Regions from separate parts of the Homo sapiens genome. Here regions 1 and 3 are each linked to region 2. A link is a contact called in ENCODE Hi-C or POLR2A ChIA-PET data. All regions are on one chromosome and are shown on one strand. The core of a region is the stretch at or near the end of the contact, and the rest is flanking DNA. Distances in the headings are between cores, read along the strand shown. Region 1 overlaps LOC124900954 (a long non-coding RNA gene). Region 2 holds the start of TARS1-DT (TARS1 divergent transcript). Region 3 overlaps NPR3 (natriuretic peptide receptor 3).

Region 1 (4,273 bases), core at 1,043-3,542, 900 kb after region 2:
AGTCAGAGTAGACCCACAGTGTGAGGAAGACCAGGCTATGGCAGCAGGGCTGCCCCTTAGGCAGAGTGGGGGTAGAAGAGTGAGGGTGGGAATAGGGGTGTTGGCTGAGGAGATGGAAGGGGAAGCAGGAAGGCAGGGTAAATCTGGATGAGCATGAGATAGAGCCCAGTCAACAAAGCACAGTACCCATGAGGGTGCAGCAATCTCCAATCCCAGTGCAAGCAAATCACTGGCCCCAGGGACTTGAGAAGCCTCAAGATGGCCTCACAGGAGTGCAAAGGAAATAAAAATAGTCTCTCTAGCACTTTGCCACCCAAGGGGTGGTCCTCCAACCAGCAGTGGCAGCATCACCCAAGCGTTTGTTAGACATGCAGAATCTCACGTCCCACCACCTAACTTAACAAGACCTCAGCATGATTTGAATGCACATTAAAGTGCTCTGAACCAGCTTGAGAACAAGCACAACTCAGTATTAAAACACAGTAGATGGTTCAGCTGAGGCTGCGTCTAGGCAACTCTCAAGCTTTGATGCACATAAGAATTGCCTGGAAAGATTCTGATTCAGGCAGAATCAGAATTTTCGGGTGCAGAATTTGGGTAGGGCACAAGAATCTATATTTTTAGCAAATGCACAGATGATTCTGATTCCAGAGGTTCCAACTGCTTTACTTCTGAACAGAGGACATGAAGTTCCCACTTACGTGTGTGCAGAATAATATTTTAAATTCTTAACTCATTGTTTCCATGTATGTGTCTCTTTTGCTCATTGCCCACTTCCAGCAGATAGGCCATTTTGTGCCCGTTGCCATTTGGAAAGGGTGTAAGAAGACTGAAGTCTAAAGAACAGAGAGACAGACAGATAGACTTCTTCCTGACTGTGGCTCCCAAAAGCCTATAGCCTTTGGTTGTACTTGTACAATGCAAACAAATGCCAGTAGATAGACAGGCTATTAAGTGTGAGTCCCAGTGGATTAGGAACTCAGAATTCAGTTGCGGTAGAAAATAAAGAAAGCAGAATATGGAGTGAAAATTGCACCAGCTACATGGGAAGGTTGGCAGGAATTTAGCTCAAGAACATTCTTTTAAAGAGTCCCCTGGTGGGGCCCCTGGTGGGGCACCTCTGGTGCAGCAGACTCTCTCGGCACTACCTCCAACGTTTCTCCAGAGAATCCTGGGCTTTTCTACCAAATGTCCAATTTTCCTTATTCTTTCTTCATGTATTTTCTCTATTCTCCTCAACATTGCCTTTAATGGCCCATCAGGAGACACCACCATGACCCTTTCAAACTAGAGAACCCAAACAACAGCGGAGAAAACAGCGATTCTTTTGATCCACTTTCTCCCGGGCCAGGGAAAACCCAGTGTTTCAAAACACGTGCTTTCCCTACCATTCCTGGAGAGAGAATGAACCATGTGAGTCTTTCCTGGGTGAGGCCAGTTTCATGCCTGACCTGCTCTCCAATCAGCAGAGAAAAGGACAATGTTTCCCTATTAAAACCAGATGAACTTTCACAGCTACTCCCCAAATATTCTTATCAATGTCGTCCTTCACTGGAAGTTAGGGTGAAATATGTATTAGCGCTTGGCAGAAATGCCAGCTAATTGCAGCTAAGATAGTGTTGCAATTTCTACCCTCCTAAATTTCTCAACGGCAAAGTTCAGCTTTCCTAAAGCTTCGGGGTCTTTGCAACCTGAAATGTCAACCCCGCAAAGACCAATTCCTATGAAAAAGCATTTGCTCTGTAATTGGTTATGGAAATGGAACCTTTAAGTGAGCTTCTGGGAGTAACAGTAGTCTGCTAGAGCAATGGCAACCCCATCCTCCTCTTTCTTGAGAGCAACGGCAACCCCATCCTCCTCTTTCTTGAAGTGAGCACCAGGATTGAAGTACAGACATACTCAGGATAAGAGTAGAATAATTCCCACACATAATCTCCAGTCTCTGTTATTTCTGTACAGGAACTTTTCCTAGTCCATCCAAATTTGACACAGCCGGGTCTGGCCTTGAACCAGCGCCACATCTCCAGGCCTGCCCTGAGCCTCCACGGCAGCCTGTTCCAGGACTCCCCTGGGAAGAGCAGTGGGAGGCTGTCTCTCCTCCAAACCCAGCAAGGTTTCTGTTCACACTTTTCCAGAGTCAAAGTGGATTAAGCTGTCTAAAAGTGGGTACAGTTAACAGAAGTGACTCAAATTACAACCATTACCTCTGCCTGCCCCCACTTCCTCTTTCATCACCTCTGAGAGGCACCTGTGGGTGCCTCCTGGGTTGATGAGCCTCCCCCTTTGGCTGCAGCATATGTATGAACGTATGACGCCACCGCTGTATGGTGGGATGCCAACTGGAGAGGAGTCTGTTGATTCTAGAGCAGCTGACTTCTGTCATGTTTCTCCCTAGAAATAGAGAGAAGCCACAGAGGGAAGAAGGTGTGAAATGGGGCCAGGTGCGGTGGCTCACACCTGTAATCCCAGCACTTTGGCAGGCAGAGGCAGGAGGATCGCTTGAGGTCAGGAGTTCGAGACAAGCCTGGCCAACATGGTGAAACCTCATCTCTACTAAAAATAAAAAAATTAGCTGGGTGCGGCCACGCGTGCCTATAGTTGCAGCTACTCAAGAGGCTGAGGCAGGAGAATCGCTTTAACCCAGGAGGCAGAGGTTGCAGTGAGCCAAGATCACACCACTACACTCCAGCCTGGGTGACAGAGTGAGATTCTGTCTCAAAAAAAGAAAAAAAAGAAAGTGTGAAATGGGAAAATGAGGGATGAAGAGCAAGTCTGCATCCTGGTAGTTCATTTCCTGCTTCCCTACTTCCTGAAGCTTTGTGGCCCTTGGGTTTCATAAAGCATCACTGTGAGTCATCCCACTATCTCATGTCTCCATCATAGCTACACTATTTCTTCACTTGTATTGTCTGCCTCTCTCACAATCAGCCAGGCTCTCCTTGACACCAGGGACCTCTTTAAATTCAGATTAGTAACGACAGCCCATGGTGGGATAGTTAGGTACAGGGAAAGTGATTCAAATGTCAGTTGAATAAATAAAAGCACAACTTGATTATCACACACTATCCTGAAAGAACATGTGTGTCATAACAAAAATCATTGGATATTATGTTTGGTGCTTTAAACACGCACACACACACACACACACACACACAAATATGAAACATTTTTTCTGCCATCCATGGGTTGACAGCTAAATAGAACATTCTTTTGTAAATAAACATGACTATTTATACAAAACATATGGCAGCAGAATTAAAATATTGTATGTTTATGAATGACTTATAAAACCCCATATAATGTTGTAGGGAATGGATTTAATAATTATGGGGGTTTTCTGCCCAGACACAACAGTGGAGAGCACATTTTCTCTGTGGAATCCAGGAGGCTTCATGACAAGAAAGAGATACTATCAAAAGAGCTTTCAAAACACTGCAAAGAGACCACCTGGAGATCAGGAAACACAAGGGAGAGCCAGGTGCATACTGGGTAGGAGCATGGGGCTGGTACCTTGGAGGGTGCAAGAGAAGTGAGAAAGTCAGGGTTTTTAAGTTTGCCAGGGCCACTCTAACAAAGTACTGCAAACCGGGTGGCCTAAACCAGTGGTCCCCAACATTTTTGGCACCAGGGGGACAAGTTTCATGGGAGACAATTTTTCCATGGACCCGGATCGGGGGCAGCAGGGAAGGGGGGGGGCAGTTTCAGGATGATTCAAGCACATTACATTTATTGTGCACTTTATTTCTATTATTATAACATTGTAATATTTAATGAAATAATTATACAACTCACCATAATGTAGAATCCGTGGGAGCCCTGAGCTTGTTTTCCTGCAACTAGACAGTCCCATCTGGGGATGATGGGAGACAGTGACAGATCATCAGGCATTAGAGTCTCATAAGGAGCCCACAACCTAGATCCCTCACATGCGCAGCTCACAATAGGGTTTGTGCTTTTATGAGAATCTAATGCCAGCTCTGATCTGACAGGAGGCGGAGCTCAGGCAGTAGTGTTCGCTTGCCCACTGCTCACCTCCTGCAGTGCAGCCCAGTTCCTAACTGGCCTATGGTACTGTTCTATGGCTCTGGGGTTGAGGGCCCCTGGCCTAAACAAAAGGAACTGTTTTTTTTGTTTGTTTTTTTTTTTTGAGATGGAGTTTCACTCTTATTGCCCAAGCTGGAGTGCAATGACATGGTCTCGGCTCACTGCAACCTCTGCTGCCTAGGTTCAAGAGATTCTCCTGCCTCAGCCTCCCGAGTAGCTGGGATTACAG
Region 2 (4,927 bases), core at 1,466-3,965:
AGAGAGAGAGAGAGAGAGAGAGAGAGAGGGAGAGAGAGAGAGGGAATCACCACAAAGGTTTTCTGGTTCTAAATACGGCTCCATTTTACAAACAAGAACACTGGCTCAAAGAAGTAACTTGCCCATTTGTATCATTAAGTAATAGAGCTGGGAAATTACAACAGGTCTCTCTGGAACCCTGAGGCCTATGACCCCTTTTCTACAACACTGGGAAGAGAGTAGGCAACTGTTCTCTATTTCCCTGAGTATATATGGTATGTACATCTACATACAAGTAATCTAAAATCTCAACCCAAAAGTTGGGAAACAGAACCGGATTGTGAAGAGAAGCTACAGAATTACCTTTCTCAGGAATGATCTGTCCCTGACTCACTCAGAACAGCACAGGGGTTATTAGTATTGGCTATAGGATACTGGGTTTGAGGAAGGAAAAAAACGGGGATACTGGGTTTGAGCAAGTTACTGTTCCTACGCCTGCTTTCTCATCTGTATAATGGAGATAATAACAGAACCCACTTCACAGCGTTATTAAGAAGACTGAATGAGGCCGGGCGCGGTGGATCACGCCTGTAATCCAAGAACTTTGGGAGGCCGAGACGGGCGGATCACGAGGTCAGGAGATCGAGACCATCCTGGCTAACACGGTGAAACCCCGTCTCTACTAAAAATACAAAAAATTAGCCAGGCCTGGTGGCTGAGGCAGGAGAATGGCATGAACCCGGGAGGTGGAGCTTGCAGTGAGCCGAGATCGCACCACGGCACTCCAGCCTGAGTGACAGAGCGAGACTCCGTCTCAAAAAAAAGAAGACTGAATGAGTTAATTCATGGAATGCATTAATACAGTGCCAAACTCGTATTTAGTACTCAAAATAAATATTAACTATTGTATAATTATTACAGGAAGGAAAAATTACATATGTGTTAACCATACATATCACGTCCAATTAAGAATAGCACAGGAGAATATTTATGGACATGGAAAGTTGTTGACCACATTCTATTAAGCAAAAAAAAAAAAAAAAAAAAAAGTTACAAAACAGTAAAAATATCATTTTATGTGAAAAAAATCTACGTATAGTCACCATTTATCATCTAGAATTAAATTTACATAGTTAGAATGTGCCCGTATGCAGTTTCTCCATTCAATCTCGAGTGGACAATCAAGAAAAAAATTTGGCTTTTAAGTGAACTGTCCTGTCACAGACTTGGGATAGAGGATCCCTTAGCTGAAGACGTCACCACTTCTCACTTGGACTATTACAACAGCCTTCTGCATGTGGCCTAACCTTCTATCCCAATGCCAGCGTGACTTTTACAAATACAATCTTCCTGCTTAAGATCCTTCATGTATAGAATACAAGTTTCAAACATCCTTGTTGCCTAAGATCCTTCTGATTACTGTTCCTTTAACCCTTCTGGCATATCTCTTGCAAACAACCCGAAAGACAATTCACCTGCGTGCCCCTTTTCACTGCCTTCCCTACCTTTACGTGGGAAGCCCCGTCCTGCCTGTTTACCTGGTGAAATCATTCTTCCAAACTAAATTCTAAAGTGCCTTCCTAAACTTCCTCTTCTGTAATACCACAAGGTTGATCACAAAGCACTAGGGCTGTTTTCCTGTCTCTTACACATCAGCCTGTGAGGCCCTCAAAGTCGGGGAACTGGGCCCTATTCATCTTCCCACATGCACCGCCCAGATCAGTGCCGGGCAAAATGTATACTTAACCACCCAAACTTGGACAAGCTGGGTCAGATCTCGGGCACTCGGTTTTCCTTTCCTTAAAATGGAGCTCTTTACCCCCGCAGGATCTTAGGAGATTGATTAAATAAGGCTCTGCAATGTGTTTCCCGCTTACAGTAAGCCATAAACGCAAGTTTGGAAGCCTCAAGCCTAAGATTCTGATTCTGTCTCCGCGTCTAACTACTGTAGATGTGAGGCTCTGAACAAGTCGCTCACTCAAGGTCTGTTTCCTCATCTGTAAAGAGAATGGACCCACAGATGAACTGCAAGGCCCCACCCTAATTTATGAATGGATGGTTCCCAAAGGGGGTTCCGACTTTCCAGGAGTCCCACCATCCCCCACTTCTCCGACCCACGCGGTCCCGGCCGCTTCCTGCTTCCTGCCCCCCGCTCCCGCCGCGAGCGTAGCGTCTGCACCCACTAGAGTCCCAGGCTGGTCTCTGGGTCCCACCAAGTTTGCTCACCGGCTTCTCCTCGCCTCCCATCTTCCCTGAAGGACTGCTGGCCTTCTCCTCAAACATTGGCGAACGACGAAGCGATGAGAGAACCCGAAAGCGACGGCCTAGAGGAGAGGAGCCAAGAGGCGGGTGGGAGGTGGGCTAGCGCCCGGGACTTGGCCTCGGCTGGACCAGCTGATGCAATCGAAAGGCGCCCTAACCCCGCCCCCAACTTGCGGCGGAACGAGCAGCCAATGGATAACGGGGGAAGGCGGGCCCTCCCTCCTCTAAGCCAGTGGAAAATCTTTTCGGGTGACAGAGCCCTTCTAGGAAATCAGGTCGCGGAGGGTGAGGAGGAGCAACTGCAGAAGCTACATGCCTACTCTCCGCTGACCTTGGTCTGGACGCTTTCCAGAGTCAAGTCCCCAATGCGCGTGCGCCTTTCCTCCCTTCTGACTTTATGTGGAACAATCATGGACCTTCCCGGACACCGTAGATAATAAGTAGGTCTTGGTCTAAACTTCCGGGAAGTTTTCGGCGACCTGGATACCATCTTCGACACGGGGACAAATCCCGGGATGGAGTCCAGGGTTTCCCGCGGCTTCGGCGCTTCCTGACCTGGCGTGACTGCCGACTTGTCGGCACCACCCAGGCCTCAGGCTCCCTGTCTGTAGTGGTGAATCGACCTTCCTCATGGCAGTCCAGGCTTCCCAAGCCCCATGTCCTGTTGATCCGGGACAAACTCTTCCTTGAACGTTCTTCACTACGAGCCGCTGCTGATCTGTACTGCCTGGAGGAGCATTTCCATAGCGCCCGCAAAAATACAATAAAGCTCACCCAAGGAAATAACCATGGATTCTCACGCCTGGGTGCCAGTGTTTGGAATCGACTGGGCTTTTTTATGTTAGTAGGCAATTTAAAACAATTACTTATTTGAAATCAGAAGCGCAATAGGCATAACTTCAGGTACGTGCTCCACCACCACGTTTTGTGGATTTTTCTTTTTAAACATCAGTTCTGTTCTCTACAACTCTCCGCCTTCAGGGTTATACTTTCCAGGAACAATAGCTTCCCAATTCGGCTTTGTGCATCCATTTTTCATACAGCATCGTTGTAGTCTTCAAATACAAATATGATCACGGCAATCTGCTGAAAAATCTTTGGTGGCTTTCCCTTGCTCTTGGACAATCCCTGATTGTCCAAGTTTTCGGCTTCATCTCGTTCGCCCACCATACACTGAACTATAAACTGTAGTGGCTTTTTTTCCTCAGGTCTTCCCACAGACTAAGTACCAAGATTTTTCCACCCTACCCTCATCCGTGCTCATTCCGACACACTTTTTGCCTGTTTGACACCTCATTTATTGTCAGATTTCAAGAATCGTTTTCTTCGGGGAACCATTTCTTGACTCCCTTACTGGATGAAACAAGCCTCCCTGTTAAACAGTGTTGGAGGCGCAGAAACATACCCCCAAATAATGGCGTTTTGACATCTGAACTGAAGAAGCCTCAAGGTCCCACTCCCCTAAATCCCCACGCCATCTCTGCCAAAGCAAAGGATAAAGTTTAGACACATCACAAGGAACATAATTGTTTTTGTTGCCTCCCTGTAAGACCAAGAATGTAGTAATCACACCTGAGCAGACCCTTTCACAAGATGTTGTACAAATTAATGTGTTCCTGATACATTCATTCTCCTTTGTAATCCCTCAACAGAATTCCTCTTCTCCCTATCATAACCTGTGTCGCTGGGATTGTATCCACAAGCTTCTGAAGCCCTCTGAGGGGTGGGTAATCACGCTGTGATTCTTCCTGTGTATACACGTTAAGTAAATTTGTATGTTTTTTCTATTAATGTTCCTCATGTTAGTGATTTTCAGCCAAACCTCAGAGGGCCAAGGAGAAAGGTCCCCTTGGCGCTTACAATAGTGTCTGCTGGTAGTTTCATGTGGTTCTTGGTAGAACTTACCGGTTCAACTTGTTCTTTCACTATGTGTGTATTTAGAGCTAAGCAAGTTTACTATATATGTGTATATATATATATATATACACACACACACACATATACACATACGTATATGTATATACATATATTATATATATATATATGCACAGTAATGGTTCTGATCAGTTGGCCTAAGAGTACACCCTATGTGGGGCTTCACGTACTGCTACACTCACAGGCAGAATTGGGGGTTGTTTTTCTGTCCAGAGTGATTGATCCTGATTACAAGGGGACAAGCGGGTTTCTTCTACATAAAGGAGAATTTTGTCAAGAACCCAGGAGATTCACTGAGACCTTTTTTAGTACTTCCTTGTCTAATGTTTCGCTGTTGGAAAACTCTGGGAACCCAACAAAGACAAGGAAGGAAGGAAGGTTTGGGCTATCCTTCTAGGTAAAGAATCTAGTCTAGCGAGGTCCTGACAAAGGCTAAGGGTAACTTGAAAAGGTGCTAGGAGAACAGAGTTATGCAATATTAGCTACCTAATTTGCAGATTACATATATATGTATACACATATACATATGTGTGTGTGTGTGTGTGTGTGTGTATATATATATAACTGCTCTTTAGCTGACACCTTGATTTTAATAATAGTCCTTTTCTTTTCTTTTTTCTTTGAGATGAGGTCTTGCTCCATTACCCAGGCTGGAGTGCAGTGGCACAATCATAGCTCACTACAGACTCAAACTGCTGTACTCAAGCAGTCCTTCTGCCTCAGCTTCCCAAGTAGGTAGGACTGCAGGCAC
Region 3 (4,577 bases), core at 911-3,410, 680 kb after region 2:
CACTACTGGGTATATACCCAGAGGATTATAAATTATTCTGCTATAAAGACACATGCACATGTATGTTTATTGCAGCACTGTTCACAACAGCAAAGACTTGGAACCAACCCAAATGCCCATCTCTGGTAGACTGGATAAAGAAAATGTGGCACATGTAAACTATGGAATACTATGCAGCTGTAAAAAAAGGATGAGTTCATGTCCTTTGCCAGGACATGGATGAAGCTGGGAAGCATCATTCTCAGCAAACTAACACAGGAACAGAAAACCAAACACCACATGTTCTCACTCATAAGTGGGAGTTGAAGAATTAGAACACATGGACACAGGGAGGGGAATATCACACACCGGGGCCTGTTGGGGGATTGGAAGCTAGGTGAAGGATAGCATTAGGAGAAATACCTAATGTAGATGACAGGTTGATGAGTGCAGCAAATCACCATGGCACGTGTATACCTATGTAACAAACCTGCACATTCTGCATATGTATCCCAGAACTTAAAGTATAATGAAAAAAAAAATTATATTTTTGAGTTAAAGAAATAAAAAATAAAACTAAATTTAAAAATAAAATAAAAATAAAAGTAAAAAGATAGCCAAAGAGAGTTACCATATGAGTAATCTCAGCAGAGAAATGAAAGCTATATTAAAAAAAAATAGAAATTATAGAACTGAAAAGTACAATATTGAAAAAGGAAATAGTCACTAGACAGGCTTAAAAGCAGATTAGAGACAGCAGAAGAGTCCGTGATCTTGAAGAAATAACAATAGAAAATATCTCAATCTAAAGAACAGAAACAAACACCAGTATATAAAAATCAACTGTATTTCTATATACTAGCAATGAACAATTGGAAATGGTTGTTTTATTCTGTGTCCAATAGCAGCAAAAGACAAAAAATTATTTTTTTTAAAAATCAGAAATGTGCAGGATCTTTACACAGAAAACTATAAACATTGCTGAGATAAAGAAGACCCAAATAAATGGAGGAGTATCTCATGTTCATGGATTGAAAGACTCAGTATATTTAAGATGTCAGTTTTCCCCCAAATTGGTGTACAGATCAATACAATCCAAATCAAAAATCCAGGATTTTTTTTTTTAGAAACTAACAAGTTGATTCTTAAATCAAATTGACAAGTTGATTTATATATAAAAAGGAAAAAACTTACAGTAGGCAAAATTTTTTCAAAGAGAAGGACAAATTAGGGGGCTCACATTGCCAGATTTGAATATTTGCTACAAAGCTACAGTTTTCAAGACAGTGTAGAACTGGTGTAAGAATAGACAAATAGATAAATGGAACAGAATAAAGAGTCTAAGAACCGCACTTAAAATAGTCACTTGAGTTTTGACGAAGGCACCTGAGCAAGACAATGGGAGAAACAAAGCATTTTCAATGCATTGTGGCAGAACAGAAAAAGATGGGAAAAAACTAAAACTTGATTCCTACCTCACAGCAAATACAAAAATTCACTTGAGACAGATCACAGACCTAAATATAAAAGCCAAAACTTTCATGAAGCTCTGAAAGAAAACCAGAAAATATCTTTGTGACTTTAGGGTTGGCAGATTTTTATTAAAGATGATACCAAAAAAGCAGAACATTAAAAAAACTGACTACATCTAAATTTAAAAAAAAAAAAACCACTGCTCATCAAAAAGCGCAGTTAAAATATTAAAATGCAGGTGAAAGACAGAGAACATATTCACTATACAGATATCTGACTTATATCCAGAATATATAAAAAAGAAATCTTTCAAACAACAATAAAAAGACAGGCTAATTTTTAAATAAGCAAAGTATTTCAGCAGACCGGTCACAAAAGTGAAGTAGCCAACAAGCACATGAAAAGTAGCTCAAAACCACTAGTCATCAGAATATAATTTAAACTACAGCAAGGTAGCATTTTACATCCATCAGAATAGCTAAAATTAAAAACCTGACACCACCAAGTGTAAATGAGGTTGTAGAACAACTGTAACTCCATACATTGCTGGTTGGAATGTAAAATGATACTACTTTGACAGCTTCTTATAAAGTTAAACTTGCATCTATGCTATGACTCAGCAATTCCATTCCTGGATGTTTACTCAACAGAAATGAAAGCATGGGTCCGCAAAAAAACGTATTCAAGAATGCTCATTGCAGCTTCGGTCACAATAGTTCCAAACTGGAAAAAAAAAAACATCCATCAACAGAAGAATAGATAAACAAATCATGGCGTATTTAAACAACATAGTATTACTCAGCAACTTTTTGAAAAAGAATGAACTACTAAGGGCAGCCACAGAGAAAAGTCGGGTAACCCACAAAGGGAAGCCCATCAGACTAACAGCGAATCTCTCAGCAGAAACGCTACAAGCCAGAAGAGAGTGGGGGCCAATATTCAACATTCTTAAAGAAAAGAATTTTCAACCCAGAATTTCATATCCAACCAAACTAAGCTTCATAAGTGAAGGAGAAATAAAATACTTTACAGACAAGCAAATGCGGAGAGATTTTGTCACCACCAGGCCTGCCTTACAAGAGCTCCTGAAGGAAGCACTAAACATGGAAAGGAACAACTGCTACCAGCCACTGCAAAAACATGCCAAATTGTAAGGACCACTGATGCTAGGAAGAAACTGCCATCAACTAACGAGCAAAATAACCAGCTAACATAATAATGACAGAATCAAATTCACACATAACTATACTAACTTTAAATGTAAATGGGCTGAATACTCCAATTAAAAGACACAGACTGGCAAATTGGATAAAGAGTCAAGACCCATCAGTGTGCTGTATTCAGGAGACCCATCTCATGTGCAGAGACACACATACGCTCAAAATAAAGGGATGGAGGAAGATCTGGCAAGCAAATGAAAAACAAAAAAAGGCAGGGGTTGCAATCCTAGTCTCTGATAAAACAGACTTTAAACCAACAAAGATCAAAAGAGAAAAAAAAGGCCATTACATAATGGTAAAGGGATCAATTCAACAAGAAGAGCTAATTATCTTAAATATATATGCACTCAATACAGGAACACCCAGATTCATAAAGCAAGTCCTTAGAGATCTACAAAGAGACTTAGACTCCCACACAATAATAATGGGAAACTTTAACACCCCACTGTCAACATTAGACAGATCAACGAGACAGAAAGTTAACAAGGATATCCAGGACTTGAACTCAGCTCTGCACCAAGCGGACCTAATAGACATCTACAGAACTCTCCACCCCAAATCAACAGAATATGCATTCTTCTCAGCACCACACCACACCTATTCCAAAATTGACCACATAGTTGGAAGTAAAGCATTCCTCAGAAAATGTAAAAGAACAGAAATTATAACAAACTGTCTCTCGGACCACAGTGCAATCAAACTAGAACTCAGGATTAAGAAACTCACTCAAAACTGCTCAACTACATGGAAACTGAACAACCTGCTCCTGAATGACTACTGGGTACATAACGAAATGAAGGCAGAAATAAAGATGTTCTTTGAAACCAATGAGAACAAAGACACAACATACCAGAATCTTTGGGACACATTTAAAGCACTGTGTAGAGGGAAATTTATAGCACTGAAAGCCCACGAGAGAAAGCAGGAAAGATCTAAAATTGACACCCTAACATCACAATTAAAAGAACTAGAGAAGCAAGAGCAAACACATTCAAAAGCTAGCAGAAGGCAAGAAATAACTAAGATCAGAGAAGAACTGAAGGAGACAGAGACACAAAAAACCCTTCAAAAAAATCAATGCATCCAGGAGCTAGTTTTTTGACAAGATCAACAAAATTGATAGACCACTAGCAAGACTAATAAAGAAGAAAAGACAGAAGAATCAAATAGACGCAATAAAAAATTATAAAGGGGATATCACCACCGATCACACAGAAATACAAACTACCATCAGAGAATACTATAAACACCTCTATGCAAATAAACTAGAAAATCTAGAAGAAATGGATAAATTCCTGGACACATACACCCTCCGAAGACTACACCAGGAAGAATTTGAATCCCTGAATAGACCAATAACAGGTTCTGAAATTGAGGCAATAATTAATAGGCTACCAACCAAAAAAAGTCCAGGACCAGATGGATTCACAGCCGAATTCTACCAGAGGTACAAGGAGGAACTGGTACCATTCCTTCTGAAACTATTCCAATCAATAGAAAAAGAGGGAATCCTCCCTAACTCATTTTACGAGGCCAGCATCATCCTGATACCAAAGCCTGGCAGAAGCACAACAAAAAAAAGAGAATTTTAGACCAATATCCCTGCTGAACATCGATGCAAAAGTCCTCAATAAAATACTGGCAAACCGAATCCAGCAGCACATCAAAAAGCTTATCCACCATGATCAAGTGGGCTTCATCCCTGGGATGCAAGACTGGTTCAACATACGCAAATCAATAAACGTAATCCATCATATAAAGAGAACCAAAGACAAAAACCACATGATTATCTCAATACATGCAGAAAAGGCCTTTGACAAAATTCAATAGCCCTTCATGCTAAAAACGCTCAATAAATTAGGTATTGATGGGACATATCTCAAAATAATAAGAGCTATTTATGAC

What was found. A loop is a pair of places that touch in the nucleus more often than their neighbours do. ChIA-PET counts read pairs that join two places held with the same protein, here RNA polymerase II (POLR2A). Pooled maps may share reads with other maps.
Region 1: a loop to region 2 is called in a map with no recorded cell type, with 20 times the contacts of the local background. The contact joins the enhancer-like site here to the promoter of TARS1-DT in region 2. A Hi-C loop is called at or near these places in 5 of 37 single-sample maps with no recorded cell type and 12 of 50 pooled maps.
Region 3: POLR2A ChIA-PET joins it to region 2 with 10 read pairs in AG04449. The contact joins the enhancer-like site here to the promoter of TARS1-DT in region 2. POLR2A ChIA-PET finds 5 or more read pairs at or near these places in 3 of 52 experiments (AG04449, activated CD4-positive, alpha-beta T cell and activated T-cell).

What each region holds. Positions count from the first base shown.
Region 1 is chr5:32,536,215-32,540,487 of GRCh38, reverse strand. All of the region lies in intron 4 of LOC124900954 (a long non-coding RNA gene), which reads right to left. Among named protein-coding and RNA genes, the nearest start is that of SUB1, 47 kb to the left of the region's middle. RefSeq lists an enhancer at 2,370-2,579. Within about 2 kb of position 2,292, at least 4 of the 41 ENCODE cell types and tissues checked have a DNase peak (open chromatin) inside an H3K27ac peak, as active enhancers do.
Region 2 is chr5:33,438,422-33,443,348 of GRCh38, reverse strand. It overlaps TARS1-DT (TARS1 divergent transcript), which reads left to right and starts at 2,715. Exons shown (of 3, transcript XR_001742630.2): 1 at 2,715-3,144. It overlaps TARS1 (threonyl-tRNA synthetase 1), which reads right to left and starts at 2,384. Exons shown (of 19, transcript NM_152295.5): 1 at 2,206-2,384. The coding sequence starts at 2,262. RefSeq lists enhancers at 1,276-1,862, 1,877-1,936, 2,197-2,386, 2,487-2,796, 2,451-3,038.
Region 3 is chr5:32,757,739-32,762,315 of GRCh38, reverse strand. All of the region lies in intron 3 of NPR3 (natriuretic peptide receptor 3), which reads right to left. Among named protein-coding and RNA genes, the nearest start is that of NPR3, 49 kb to the right of the region's middle. RefSeq lists an enhancer at 1,803-2,321. Within about 2 kb of position 2,160, at least 2 of the 41 ENCODE cell types and tissues checked have a DNase peak (open chromatin) inside an H3K27ac peak, as active enhancers do.